Regions from separate parts of the Mus musculus genome. Here region 2 is linked to region 1. Evidence: chromatin contacts called from ENCODE Hi-C data. All regions are on one chromosome and are shown on one strand. Each heading gives the region's core, a stretch centred on a gene start or an enhancer-like site at or near the end of the contact. The rest is flanking DNA. Distances are from core to core; before and after follow the strand shown.

Region 1 (6,585 bases), core at 1,806-4,305:
CCAAGGTGAGGCCAGGCAAAGCCCTCTCTTTCAGTTGAGCTTTCTCTGATGTCCCAAGCTCTTAGTAACTGGTCCATCACAGCTCAGAAAGTGCTCAGAGTCTGCCACCTTCAGCCATGTTCAGCCTCTCCTGCACACTTCCACAACCTTCAAACTCTCCTAGCAATAACAAGCAAAAACCAAATTCATTTCACACTGTGATCCAATGTCCTATACTTCAATGCTGTGTTCATTTCGACAGCTCTGAAATCAGAACATAGCAATGAGACATTATGATAAGATTTATTGCTTCTTTGAGGCAGGGTCTCACTGTGTAGCACTGGCTGTCTGGAACTCACTCTGTAGACTAGACTGCTTAAACCCGAAAAGAGATCTGCTCACCTCTGCGTCCCAAGTGCTGGGAATTAAGGAGTGTACCACTACCACCTGGTGAGATTTTTAAAAAATGTACATGGGTATTCTGTCTGCACGGATGTCTGCACAGCACCATGTACCTGAGGAGGGTGTTGGATATCTTGGAACTAGAGCTATGGATGGCTGTGGGCTGCCACGTGGATGCTGGGAATTGACTCTGCTTTTTGCTACTGAGTCATCTCTCTTTTCCCAAGCCCTGGTTTTATCATTCTTAGTACTACATAGAATAATGGCCTGGTTTGTATCTGGTGGCATTTTGATTTGCTATAATGTAGGACAAAGCTGCAAGCTTCCCTGTTGCCCTTCCTGTTTATAGGGGATGGTCTCTTATTCAGGTTGTTTTTCTGGGTAATGAAATTTGTTGGTCATGACCCACACAAATGATTGGCCTACTCATTAAATAATTGTCATATACAGCTTCAAAAACGACTTGGAGAAGCTGGGTGTGGAGCATTGGGGAGACTGAGGCAGGATGAGCGTGAACTTGAGGCCAGTTGGGGCTGCACAGACAGACGTCTTTCAAAACAACCCCCTTCCAAATAAACCAAATGTTAGGGGAAGTGGCCTCCACTCATGTTTATGCTCATACAATAGGATTAAAAATCTAGCCTAGCTGTATTACCATGAACAAAATTCAGCTGTGCATACAAACATGACCTTTTTCTTCCTAAAAATTCCTTGGCAATTTCATACACGTATATAATGAAATGTGGTCATTCGCACTCCCTGCTGCTGTCTCTCATTTTTTGCTTGATTGCTTGCCTGCTTTGGAACCCCAAGGGCTGACCTCACCTCAAGATTCTCCTGTCTCAGCCTGCAGAATGCTGGGATGACAAGCGTTCACTACCACACTTGGTTTATACGCATGACCGACTTCAAGAAATTCTCATCCAGGAAGATGAATTTGCAAATACCTTATCGCGCTTTCAGGCAGGGACTTCCTCAAAGCCTATTTTTGGAAAGAACACATAAGTGACTAAACTCATCAGGGTAAACTCGCCTTCCACCCCCCCTCCCCCCACCCCCCGCCCCCAGCAAGATTCTGGGCTTATCCAACATTAAATTCTCCTAGACTTCTTTCAAAACTCTTCCCTTTCCCATCCTAAACTGTCACACCACTCAGTCCCAGTCAAGACCCCTTGATGAAAGGCCTATCATAAACCAAATCTCCAAAATTTTGTACCTAGCTCACCCTGACCTCTCTTTTAAGATTCCACAAACACTTAACATCGTGGACTCCTTTGACTCCTATAAAGCAATATGGCTGGCTTTAATGGAAGTCAGCAGAGATGCATTATAAACTTTCTGAGAGAAAGCATACGGCTTGCTATTTATGCTCACCACCACCACCACCCCGGGGGGTCCAGCCATTAGAGGAAGATGGAGGTCCCAGAGTCCATCAGGAGGAACTAGAGGGAGGACAGAGTGGGTCGGTGGAGCAGAACTTCACAGTGCCGGCTGCACTCAACAGCTGTAAATCTCGCTTTCTGTAGGCATTACTGCTCTTCTCCTGGTATTCAGATGGTATTGCTTTAAATATAATAGAGCTGGGCTCAGCTGCCTAAGCCTATAATCCAAGCTCTGGGGAAGCTAAGGCAGGGAGATTAGGTGTGCTAGGGCAGGCTGAGTTATAGAGAGATGCTGTCTCACAAAGCATATATTTTAATGTATCTCTGTATTAGGAAACATTGAAGCTCCTCTCAAGCTCTTAACTTCAAGTGACTGTGTCATCTCTGAAAGGGGTTTGCTGCTTACAGTGGATCATGGACTGCAGTGGCCATATTTTCTTTAGGATGGTCAATTACCACTGATAGAAAGGGCTAACCGAACCTCTCATTTTTCTTTTTTGTGAGGCGGGGTCTCAGTAGTCTGGGCTGGCTTTGAACTCACTATGCAGCCAAGGATTAACTGTATCTTCTAATCCTTCTGGTCTCCAAGACAGGGATCACAGGGGTACAACAACAAGCTCTCCCAGCCTTTTGAGACAGGGTCTATTATATAGCATAGGCTGTCCTGGCACTACATAGACTAGTTAACTCATGTGCCACTACTCCCAGGCAAACCCTGTGCTTTTTATATCTAAGTTCCTAAATACTTAAATTTCATCTAAGCACTGGAAGGGCAGCTATCTACCTTTCTCAGCACGCCTATGTCAAACTCTGGCTGGTCTCAGCGATCTCAACAAGCCAGCCACCCTGCTGACTGAGCTTTTGCTCAGTTTTCCCAGGACCCCTCACTCATTCACCTCCCTGGTTACCGCGGATGCTTCTAGAAGCAGCCAACGGACCCCGGGGACCGATCCCAGGGGCCTTCCCAACACCACCCTGAGCTTATCTGCTCAACAATCTGGCCTAGCATATTCGCCTTCGCCCACTTCCTCCCGACAGCACGGGACCCAGCAGCCGTTCAGACGCTCGCCCTGTCGGGTCACTTGGTACGACACTCTGGGCGGTGGTTCAGCTGAGGCCGGGGTGTACCCGCCAGCAGGCCGCGTGCAGCTCCGACCGCCCCCGCGGCGCGCGCAGTCACGGGCGTTGGAAATTCCGGCGCGTGCGGCTCCCCGGCTGGCGGGGGCGGGGCCGCCGTGGAGTGAGCCTGTGACGTGAGGGGGCGTGCCTCTGCGAGGCCCCGCCTTCTCTCCGCGCCCTCTCTGGCGGGTCGGGGTTACATGGCGGCGACTGCGGCAAAGCGAGAGCCTCGGAAACGCCGCTGCCGCCAGCACAGCCGGAGACCTGAGCCGACCTTGAGGGCTGTCCGCGGGCCCTGCACTCTGTCGATGAGTCGGAGAAGTCCCGTGAGTGTGTATGTGTGTGTGGCCGGGTGCGGGCCGGCGCGGGAGGGAGCGGCAGAGGGCCCGGCGGCGGCGCCGGCTCCCGCGTCCATTGTGTGTGACCCTCCGGGCGGCCGCCGCTCAACAAAGACGCTTTTGTTCCGTGTGCCCGCTCAGCCCGGGCGGCGCGGCCGGCTGCGAGGGCCAGGTCCCCGCGTGGGGCTGGCGGCGCGGCCGGCGCGCCCCTCCCACCCGGCACGCCCCTCGCCGGGCAGCCGGCCGCAGGCATAGCTGGCGGGCCCCCGCCGCCTGCACCGGGCTGCGCTTCGCGGGTTCGAGTCCCCGCCGCCCGCGCCCGGTTCCGCGGGTTCGAGTCCCCGCCAACGCGCAGGCGAGGGCGGTGGTCCAGGAGCGCTTGAGGCGGTGGAGGCTTGCCTTCCTGGCTCGCTGCCTCCCTCAAGCTCTCCTGTCTCCTCCCCTCCCCAGCCTGCCCGGGTGACTCGGCCTCAGCTGACTCCGGCCGGGCAAAGTCTCCGGCACGTTGCGTAGCGCTCTGCTCCTGCCCCTAAGTCCGCCCAAGTTTGTGCCTGGCGGTCCACGAGGTGCCGGGGACCGGCCTGAGACAGGGCTCCTGACACCTTTCCGGACGTTAAGGTGTGATCCGGAAAAACACCCTGATGAAAACGTACGTTACCGGTTACAGGCCTCCTCACTTGGAGCTTGTTATGATCGGACTTGGGAGTTGTGAGGAGTGGAGGGCTTTCGGCCGCCTTTTGTTCCTGCCTGGCTTTGGCTCTCCGGCTCAGGTGCCTTGGGGAAGCTGCGTGCAGCAAGCTCCTTTAGATCGCTTTCGTGTTTTACCTTTCTTTGACTTGAAAGTAGGAAAGATGGAGCGCAGGGACTTGGTAAAGGGGAGTTAGGTCTCTTTACAGTATCTAAACAGTTCGTGTTCGTTGCTAAGAGTCCGGAGGCAGTATTAACTTTTTATGGATACAGATAGATGATTGTCAGAGGGGGAAATAAAAACGTTCTCAGGCCATCAAACGAAGAGCAGCTAGCTTCAGAATAAATTGTTGATTATTCTAGCGTTTTTATTTTGGTAAAATTCTGGGTTTTGACGTTCTGTCTCTTTAACGTTGGAGAACTGCGTTGGAAAGAATTTGAGAAGAATGTGGGGTCTAACCAGGGTCCAGTCCTCAAAGGGATTTTGTTGGTTGCAGAGACAGTCGCCACGTAGTCCCAGCTAGGCTTTGAGTAACGATTCTCCTGCCTCGGCTTCCTGCTGGGTTTAACACGTGTGCACCATTGTCCCCAGCTTGAGAGTTTCTAGAAATGACAGATTTTAGTGTTTGGAAATAATTTTGAATTGAGTGGAAGAAACATATCTTTAGCTTGTAGTTGTTAAAAACCTGTTTGTAAGCTGCTTTAACAAAAATATATGTTGTATTAATGTAATTACATCATAAATCTTGCTTTACTGATGTCCCAATTAATAATTGTCATCTCGGAAGCTTGTCAGATTTGAGCAGACAGTTCTATCGCTTCAGTATTACTGTTCCTGAAAAAAAAAAAAAAAAGACCCTGGGAAAATGAAACATTGTTTAAAGTCAGCTTTCTATATGAGGATATTTTGCAGTTTAGTCATTTGCAGGAGAGGATTAAAGTAGCCTGCCCACTTTTTGCGATTAAAAAAGATTCTGGGGAGGACTGGCTTGCGGAACATTTAGTTTCTCAGTAGAAAAGACAACGGTTTTAAAGACAAGTGTAAGTGCCGAGAGCGCTGCAGCATTTTATGTAAGTTCCCGGAGGATGTGAGAACTAAGAACTCACAACCTCGCAGGCCTGCTGACTCAGGGGACCCGGGGAAGGGCCTGGGGTCCAGTGGGAGGAGGCACAGAAGGAAGGCTGCAACTTTGGAGTTGGGTGATGACTCACCCTGCCCACTGCCGCCACTACTACGTGGCTTTTTTTTTTTTTTTTAAATGATAGGCTAAAGTGTTTCTGTCCATATCAGAAATCTCTTTTTCTCCGAAGGATAGTGTCAAAAAACAAAAAAACTAATGGCTTCTTAAATTGGCTCTTAAAAGGATATCCAGTACCCTGCAGGTACAATTGTGTAACATTTGTTGAGAGAAAAGATAAAGTCAATTGCTGTTTAGTTGCTGAAATTAAATGTTTGATAATAACAGGTCTTTGGCTGCTAGTAAGAGAGATTTTTTTAGGAAGTTATATATGGACAGACAGTACATTATAGTCTTGGTGGAAATTGGCTAGTTTTCATTGATCATCTATAAGGTATTGGTTTAAGTGTTGTTAGTAGGAACTGTAAAACATACTTTCTTGTGATATTTATGCATTTTCAGTATATTGAAATTATTACTATCATTTTTATCAGTATGGGGTTTTGCCTGCATGTATGTCTGTGCACCATTTGACTGGTACCTTCAGAGAGGCCTGAAGAAGACATTGGATCTCTTGGCACTGGAGTTTCAGAGGCTTGTGAGCTGCCATGTGGGTGCTAGGAATCAAACCTGGATCCTCTGGAACTGCAGCCAGCTTTTGTAACTGCTGAGCCGTCCCCGAGCCTGGTGAATTTTCTATTTTAATGAGGACAGGTTGAAACAGGCATTGTTACAAACACTGTTTCCAATCAGTTTTTAAAGAGAGAAACTGAATGGATAGTTCCAAATTTAGGATTTAAGCTGAAGCTCGGTAATAAAATAGTGAACATATTTCATGGCCTGCAATAACAGATTGGTGTAAAATAAGATTGAAGGAGGGCAGAGCTGGGGTTGTGCTCACTTTGAAAGCCACCGCTGCTCAGGCAGAGCCCACCTGAGCTGTGAGGTTGAGGCAGTCTGCTGAGTGTGGGAGACCTGCCTACAAGATTTTGAGGGGAAACAAGACATATTGAAGGTGACAATTTGTTTCCTAATGGAGGAAATATATAAAAATCCCCCCACCCATTTGTTATTTTCTCTTCACTGTTCATTTTCTGAAAGTTGTTTGGGAAGTTTCCTGGGCAGTGACTGTATCGTGGGTTTGAATTAAGTCTTTGGAGACATTTTGAAGTTGTATTGCATGCTCTACACAAGTAATTCTAACTCTGATTAATTCAGACCCACTCTCCCTTACTAAAGGAAACACAGAGACACATGTAAAAAGGCTGAGAGTTTCAAAGCATCACAGGACTTAGAAATTGAGCATGTGGGCCTTTTAAATGCAGGTAATCAGTGGTTGTTCGTATTCAGAAGTTAAAAGCAGGCAGGTTTTCCCTGAGGTGTGGATTCCTGAGGTTAGGTGGGCAGCCCTCTCTCCCCTGCTTTCAGTTCCTTGTGTGCATTGCTCCTTTGAATTGTGTGTTACTTCAGGGCTCCTGTTAAACCAGGAAGATACCTCCA
Region 2 (6,585 bases), core at 1,877-4,376, 2.5 Mb before region 1:
AAATGAATTGTGGATTGGGGACATACCTCAGTTGGTACACTGCTTGCCAGACCTGGGTCCCATGCCCAGCACAGCCCAGACCAAATGTTAACCTATACCTTATTATCCCTGTGCTTAAGAGATAGAAGTAGGAGGATCAGAAGTTGAGGGCTGACCTTTCAGAAACCCCTAAGATGAGGTCGGCCTAGACTACAATGAGACCCTGTCTTAAAACAAATGAATCAAGAATAGGATAAATACAGGAACATACTTCAGGCAGACTGAGAAGCAGCAAATTGTTAATCCTATGGTTTAGTGTGTGTGTATTCTACTTTTGCCTGCCAACTTACAATACCATAGACCACTTCCTCTCAGTTACCTGTCTTTTCCTGCATGCATTCCCATTCAGAGGCCATTCACATGGCTGCTTTCCCCCATGCCTCGTTTCTGTTTTTCCTGCCTCAGAGAGTTGAACCCAGAAGTTCACACGTGCTGAGTTTGGTTTAAGATGGTTCAGCACATGGTTAGAGTATTTTAAGTTAGCAAATAGCACAATTACATAAATGACATGTAGCTGACTAGACAAACAATCCAACAACAGACAGATGTAGTGAGAAGCTGGAATCCTGGAGATAAGGCTGTGTGTTTTTCAGAAAGTCAACATCTCTGGGCCTTAGCTCCAGGTTTGTTTGTTTGTTTGTTTGTTTGGGTGATTTGAGACAAGGTTTCTCTGTGCAGCCCTAGCCCTGGAACTAGCTCTGTAGATCATGCTGGCCTTGAACTCATAGAGATCTGCCTGCCTCTGCCTCCTGAGTGCTGGGACTAAAGGCAGGTGCTACTATCACCTGGCTGCTAGTTCCAGGTTTTTTAACAAAAAGATGGGTAATGGGACTCCCTAGAGGACCCTGGTTTGTGGAAAGAAACACTTAGCAAATCTGTTCTTAGCATCAGTTCATGACGCAGGATTGAAGGAGCTCAGTGGCAGTGTTTACTCAGCACGTGTGAACTTCTGGGTTCAGCTCTCTGCAGCAGGAAAAACAGAAACAAGGCATGGGGAAAGCAGCCATGTGAATGGCCTCTGAATGGGAACGCATGCAGGAAAAGACAGGCAACTGAGAGGAAGTGGTCTATGATATTGTGAATTGGCAGGCAAAAGTAGAATACACACACACACACCTCACACACACACACCCCTGGGAAGGTTAGTGTGTGTCAGAGTTTTTTTGTTAGGCAACAAATATGCTCTACTCTGCCATAGTTCCTGGAAGACAAGGCAATTTTGCCTCGATTTGTATGTAGACTTCAAGTTGGAAATCTAGCACAAAGGTGAGTACTTCCCCTCTAACAGCAGCACAAGCAGTAATTAGCGGAACTGCTGGGGGAAAGAATTCTGTGAACAACAGGCATCCAAAGGCTAAGGCTCTGGCCAAGAGAAACACTGTTAATCCCAGGGAAGGAAAAGGAAACATTTATCAAACCACTATTTAGCAGACCCCCTGTTGGGTTCTTCCATTTACAGTCTCTTGAAACCACCTAATAAATAAATCAGTTACATGGGACCCGGCTGGCTGACAAGGAAACCGAGTCAAGTAAGAACTACTTACTAGTTACCTATTTTGAAAAACCCAACACCCATGTTTCCTATTCATGGTTAAGTTTACCCTCCATTCTGTGAAAGTATATAACATTCCTCCTTTCTGTCTTCAGTTCCAAACTGAAAGACAAAAAGAGAATAGAAAAGGAGATGGCCTATGGTGGATGTTCCTGGCACTGACGTTATCAGGAGAAAAATCTCAAAGGAAAGTAGCCCCCCCCCCTTTTTTTTTTTCAAGGTCAGAGCTTTCGCAGAGAAACCCGGCAGTACTGGGACTGACTAGATAAACGATGCACCTGTGCCCAGCCATAGATAAAATCTACGGTGTGCATTCGCATTCATCTAATGCAAAGCTGACTGTATCTGTAGATTTTTGACCCAAATGCTGTGGCCTGAGACTTTGCAAAAGCACAAAGACTTGCAAGTACAAACCAACAGGTTATAACTGCCAAGCGGTTAGAGGAACGAATTACAAAACCAACAGACAACACTGGCCCTCCTGTACAACTGTACAAAACACTTCCTGCCACCAGCCCTGACATTAAAAAAACAGAAAGACAGTCGAGGCTTGGGAGGAGGGCTGCTCGCTCCCCCACAATTTCTTATCAGACTTCTCCCCGGGTATCCTCCAGCTAGGGAGTCATGCGTTGCATTCTTTCAATCGCCCCCTCCCCTTACGAAAATTCATCCAATGCATCCTTCAAATTTGCAATCAAGGCGCCTGGAGATAAGCATAATGTAATCTAGAGCAGGGACGCCAAGTTCAAAGGTGCCGAAGGCTTCAAGATCGTCTAAAAAGAACTCTCTCTGGACCTTACTATCTCCACCTCAAGGATAGGGGAAGGGGAAGGCTTGCTGGCAAGCAAACAATAAAGGACACTTTCCCTAAAACTCTGAGCAGCGCACTTTATGGATTCGCAGACTCCAGGCCGTTACCCGCAGCTATGCGTCCGCGTCTCCACCCTCCCGGGGCAGGCTGGGCTGCAGATACCCGCTGGAGTGGTCGCGGGAAAGCGGGCGTCCCTGGCAGCAGCAAAGGAGAGGAAAGCAGGGAAAGGCCAGCGCGCGGCCCCAAAGCCCGGTACTGCACGGACCCACGCGGACTCCTCCTCGGCAGCCCTTACGGTCGCTCAGAGAAAGCTCGGAGGAAGATCCAAGCGCGCCGCCATCCTTCCCTGCGATCTCCGCGCCTGTCAGTGCGCCAAAGTGGCTGCCACCCACGAACAGGTGCGAAAGCATCCATCCCGGCGGAGCTCCGCTCGGCCCGCGCCCCGCGCTCGCCGGGCCACGGTGCCTGCCGCCCCCCGCCCAACCCGGACCTCACGGCGCCAGCAGCCTGGCCGCACCCCAGTGCCTTGGCACCCGCCAAGTTCCTGAAGCAGGCGGCTCACCTCTCTGCCTGAGCGGCTACGGGGAGCACCGGACGGCAGCAGGACCGCGCGAGCAGGAGGATGTGCAAGCGGGCGCGGGAACAGAAGCAAGCTGCAGCCGCGATGCAAGAGGAAGGCGCCCGGCAGCTTCAACCCCGGCGTGGGCTGACCGTGACGTCACAATGGCGCGGCCAGCCAATCCGAGCCCGGAGGCAGGATCAAGCGCTATGATGTCATGCGGCCTTGGAACCAATCCTGGGGCGATAGAACTTTCGTGATTGTAAATTCCAGAATCAGATGCGGTGAGCAGAGGAAGCCAGGGTTGGTCTCCTGTGGTTCACGTGTCTCGGGGCAGTTTTCTTGCTTCTTCCTAATAAGCCTGCGTGGGACGCAGAGTCTGCGCAATAGCCACAGTGAAGTTCTGGATGCCCTGAACTCTTTCCAACAGCCGGGGGGCAGGGGCAGGCTTGGCGGTGGTTTTTTTGTTTTTGTTTTTGTTTTGGCAGGTGCCCACCCACCTAACGGGTTTCGCCACCATTGTGAAGGGGACCCTTTTCATGGTTTTAGCAAGGGTTCTAAAACCTAGGTGGAGCTGCTGTTGCGCAAATTGAAGCAACAGAAATCACTCAGAACTTTGCAACCGTAATTCTAGGATAGGTTGATCACACACTATTGGGAGTTTTGATATTTCTACTCTACGAAATTATCAGTCTTGTAATGAAATACTGTAATGTCTTTCAGCTGGGCAAATTCAAAGACTTAAAAGGGACGCAGGTACAAACATAAGAGCCTTTCTAGTTTTCGCTGCTGTTTGATAAATCAAGGCCTACAACTCTTACTTCAAACGTTAGAAATGTAACCTTTTGTTGTGCCCCCTTTGCTTTACACCCACTGACACAACACAGCCAAGCAGTCATTCAGTGTAGAAACATTTTTTTTAAATTATAGTAAAATGTTTATTGTATATTCAGCAATGTTCCAGGACCCAGACCACTGTCATAGGAATACGAATATACAAACTATAAACATTAGATAATTTAAACATTCACAAATTGCTGTAGCAATAACAATTAGTTGCCATTCATTTCTATAAACACTGAGTAAGGACCGCCTTCCCCGCAACAGTGCTGAGTGCTAACCATAAGTGCATGTCTGTCTGTCTATACAGGAAGTGTCGTTCAAGTGGCATGTGAGTGGTCATCTGTGCAACCTGGCCTCCTAGCATTCACCGTGTTCATTGTAATTGTCTCGTAGCTTTCACATACCAGGGACCGCTAAGATCTGTAGGCAAGTAATGCACTAAATCTAGCTTGTTTCTCCCCTCAATGGCATTTACAAGGCTCGAGGCATCATCTGCGACAGTTCTTTGTAATCTGGAGTATGACAAGAAGTCCTAACCATTTTTTTTTTTTTTTTGAATGGGTGAAGCATGAACTCAGCGGTGCCATGTTTGATCCCTGTTTCAGCTCCACTTGCCATCCGTGTTCCTCCTGTTCAGGATTCTTAACTCTTCTCTAGGCTATTTACTAGCAAGGCATACTCTTCTCTTCCTAGGGTTCCCAGTGTGTAATTTACATATGCAATCAGAGGCAGGCGGGACCTTCCCTGACACAGCAGCTAAATTTACTCCACTCCACAAGGTGTGAAATGACCAGCCTCATAGCTACCCCCATTTTAGTATCTTTGAATTCAAGTGTAAATCTGCAAGAAACGCACAGAACTTGTATAACCTCCCATCTTAGCTATTTTTTTCCCAAATAAAAAATCCCTATTCAGTGCCAGGCTTACTAAGTGATGGAATGGAAGAGAAGTGCTTTGGGTACCATGAGAACTGGATTCTTGGCCTCAGGAACTATAAGAACCATGAGAAGCTATCCCTGCCATTTTACCTAGCATATGTGATTTGAGATAGTTCTTTAGTAGTGTTCATGTGGTAATATAAAAAAATGTGTTTTTTCTATTAAATAATAATTTTATTCTCTATTTACTTTTAAATTATGGCAGCACCCCCCACCCCAGACACTTTGCTCTTCGTTTTTATCAGTGAGCCTACATCTCCTCTAATACACTTCCAAGTATGTAAGGACTGCTTCAGTATTACTTTTGAGGAAGGAATTATTTAATATCCTGGGCAATTTGTTTTATTGCAATAGCAGCTGCAGTTGAATTAAAAATGCAATTAACAGCTTCATTATAATACCGAATTCTAATGACTGAAGCTGCTACTGTTCGATTTGCATGGCATAATGAAACCTGTCTCTAAAGTGAAAAATCTATGTTAATCTCTGAACATCTCCAAGTTGAGTAGAATCTAGGATGACTGTGGTTTTATACTAAGAATGACACTGTACCATCTGTTGAGGTCTCTTGCTCCCCTTTCTTCTTTTCTTCTTCCTCTTTTTCTTCTTTTTCTCCTGTTTTTTCCAGTCAATGCAGTACTACCTATCAACTTCCCGTCTCAACAGAGTATTAAAGCCCAAATCCTAACAAAAGCCTTTGGACTTTAATTATTTAGCATGTTGCTATTTTTCTAATCTTCTAAAAGTATCCACCTCCTGTGGTGCAACAGAGGAAGCCTTGACTGAGTGCATGGTTGACAAAGGCCAATGCCTTAGACCCAAGGGAATTGGCAGCACCTTCACCTGGGTGAGGCTCAGAGACGTAGCAAAGCCTCCCTCTGGTCCAAGTGGGAGTATAGAAGAATGACTGGCCAGTATGCCAAGGCAACTTTAGCTTCCTTCCCTTGGAGCCTGAGACTGCTCCCCTATGGAGATCTGCTAAGACTAGCTAGCAGTTTCTTGAGGCTCCAGATTGTCCAGTCGTAGGTGCCATCCCATCAAAGTGACTTGTTCCACTTTTTGTAAGCATGTCTGTCCCGTTGTCATTCCCTCATCGCCCCAGTCAGGTTTCCACAACCAAGCCTTGCTGGACATTGTGGTCTTTTTAAAACAATAGCCTAATTGGATACAGTGAGCACTAGACCAGCTCAGAACCCTGGCTCTTACTGGTTCTCTAAGTCTGCAAGGATTTAACCTAGCAATGGCTTAAGGCTTGCAACTTTGTTTCATTATGATCTTTGCATAAACACCACCTCCTCAGGAAGCAAATGACATTTTTCTGTCACTCCATACCACCTTCCCCTTTGCCTCCTGTTTTCTGTATCCTCTTTACTATTTTTCTCCTTAGCACTCATTACTATTTAACATACCACATTTGCTTTTTAACAGTTATTACCTGATCCTCTAATAAGCTTACTGTTTAGGACTGTATCCCAGGACTCAGAGCAATACAATTAGGGTGAAGGCAAGACTGAGAAATGGCTCAGCCCTTAAGAGCATTTGTTGTTCTTACAGAACACTTGAACTCACATCAGGCAGCTCACAAACACCTGCAATTCCATTCCCAAGGGATCTGACACTCTCTGGCCTCCTCACATACATGCACAGACGTGACACACATAAACTCATGCGAGCACACACACAAGTATAAATCTCTTTTTAAAAAACTCAAGTTTGCATTAATTTGAATATCAAACACTTTCCCATTAGATAGAAATTATTATATTTATTACAACAATTAGTCAAATTTTGGGGGCCAGAGATATGGCTCAGCAGTTACAGGCACCCAGTTGGAAGCTCACAA

The links. A loop is a pair of places that touch in the nucleus more often than their neighbours do.
Region 2: a loop to region 1 is called in a map of regulatory T cell, with 6 times the contacts of the local background. The contact joins the promoter of Elovl5 here to the promoter of Mapk6 in region 1. A Hi-C loop is called at or near these places in 2 of 37 maps with a recorded cell type or tissue (T-helper 17 cell and regulatory T cell).

Annotation. Positions count from the first base shown.
Region 1 is chr9:75,406,486-75,413,070 of GRCm38, reverse strand. It overlaps Mapk6 (mitogen-activated protein kinase 6), which reads left to right and starts at 3,055. Exons shown (of 6, transcript NM_015806.5): 1 at 3,055-3,208. 4933433G15Rik (RIKEN cDNA 4933433G15 gene) reads right to left here and starts at 2,887. Exons shown (of 4, transcript NR_040719.1): 1 at 2,305-2,887; 2 at 1,207-1,363.
Region 2 is chr9:77,913,906-77,920,490 of GRCm38, reverse strand. Elovl5 (ELOVL family member 5, elongation of long chain fatty acids (yeast)) reads right to left here and starts at 3,126. Exons shown (of 8, transcript NM_134255.3): 1 at 2,965-3,126.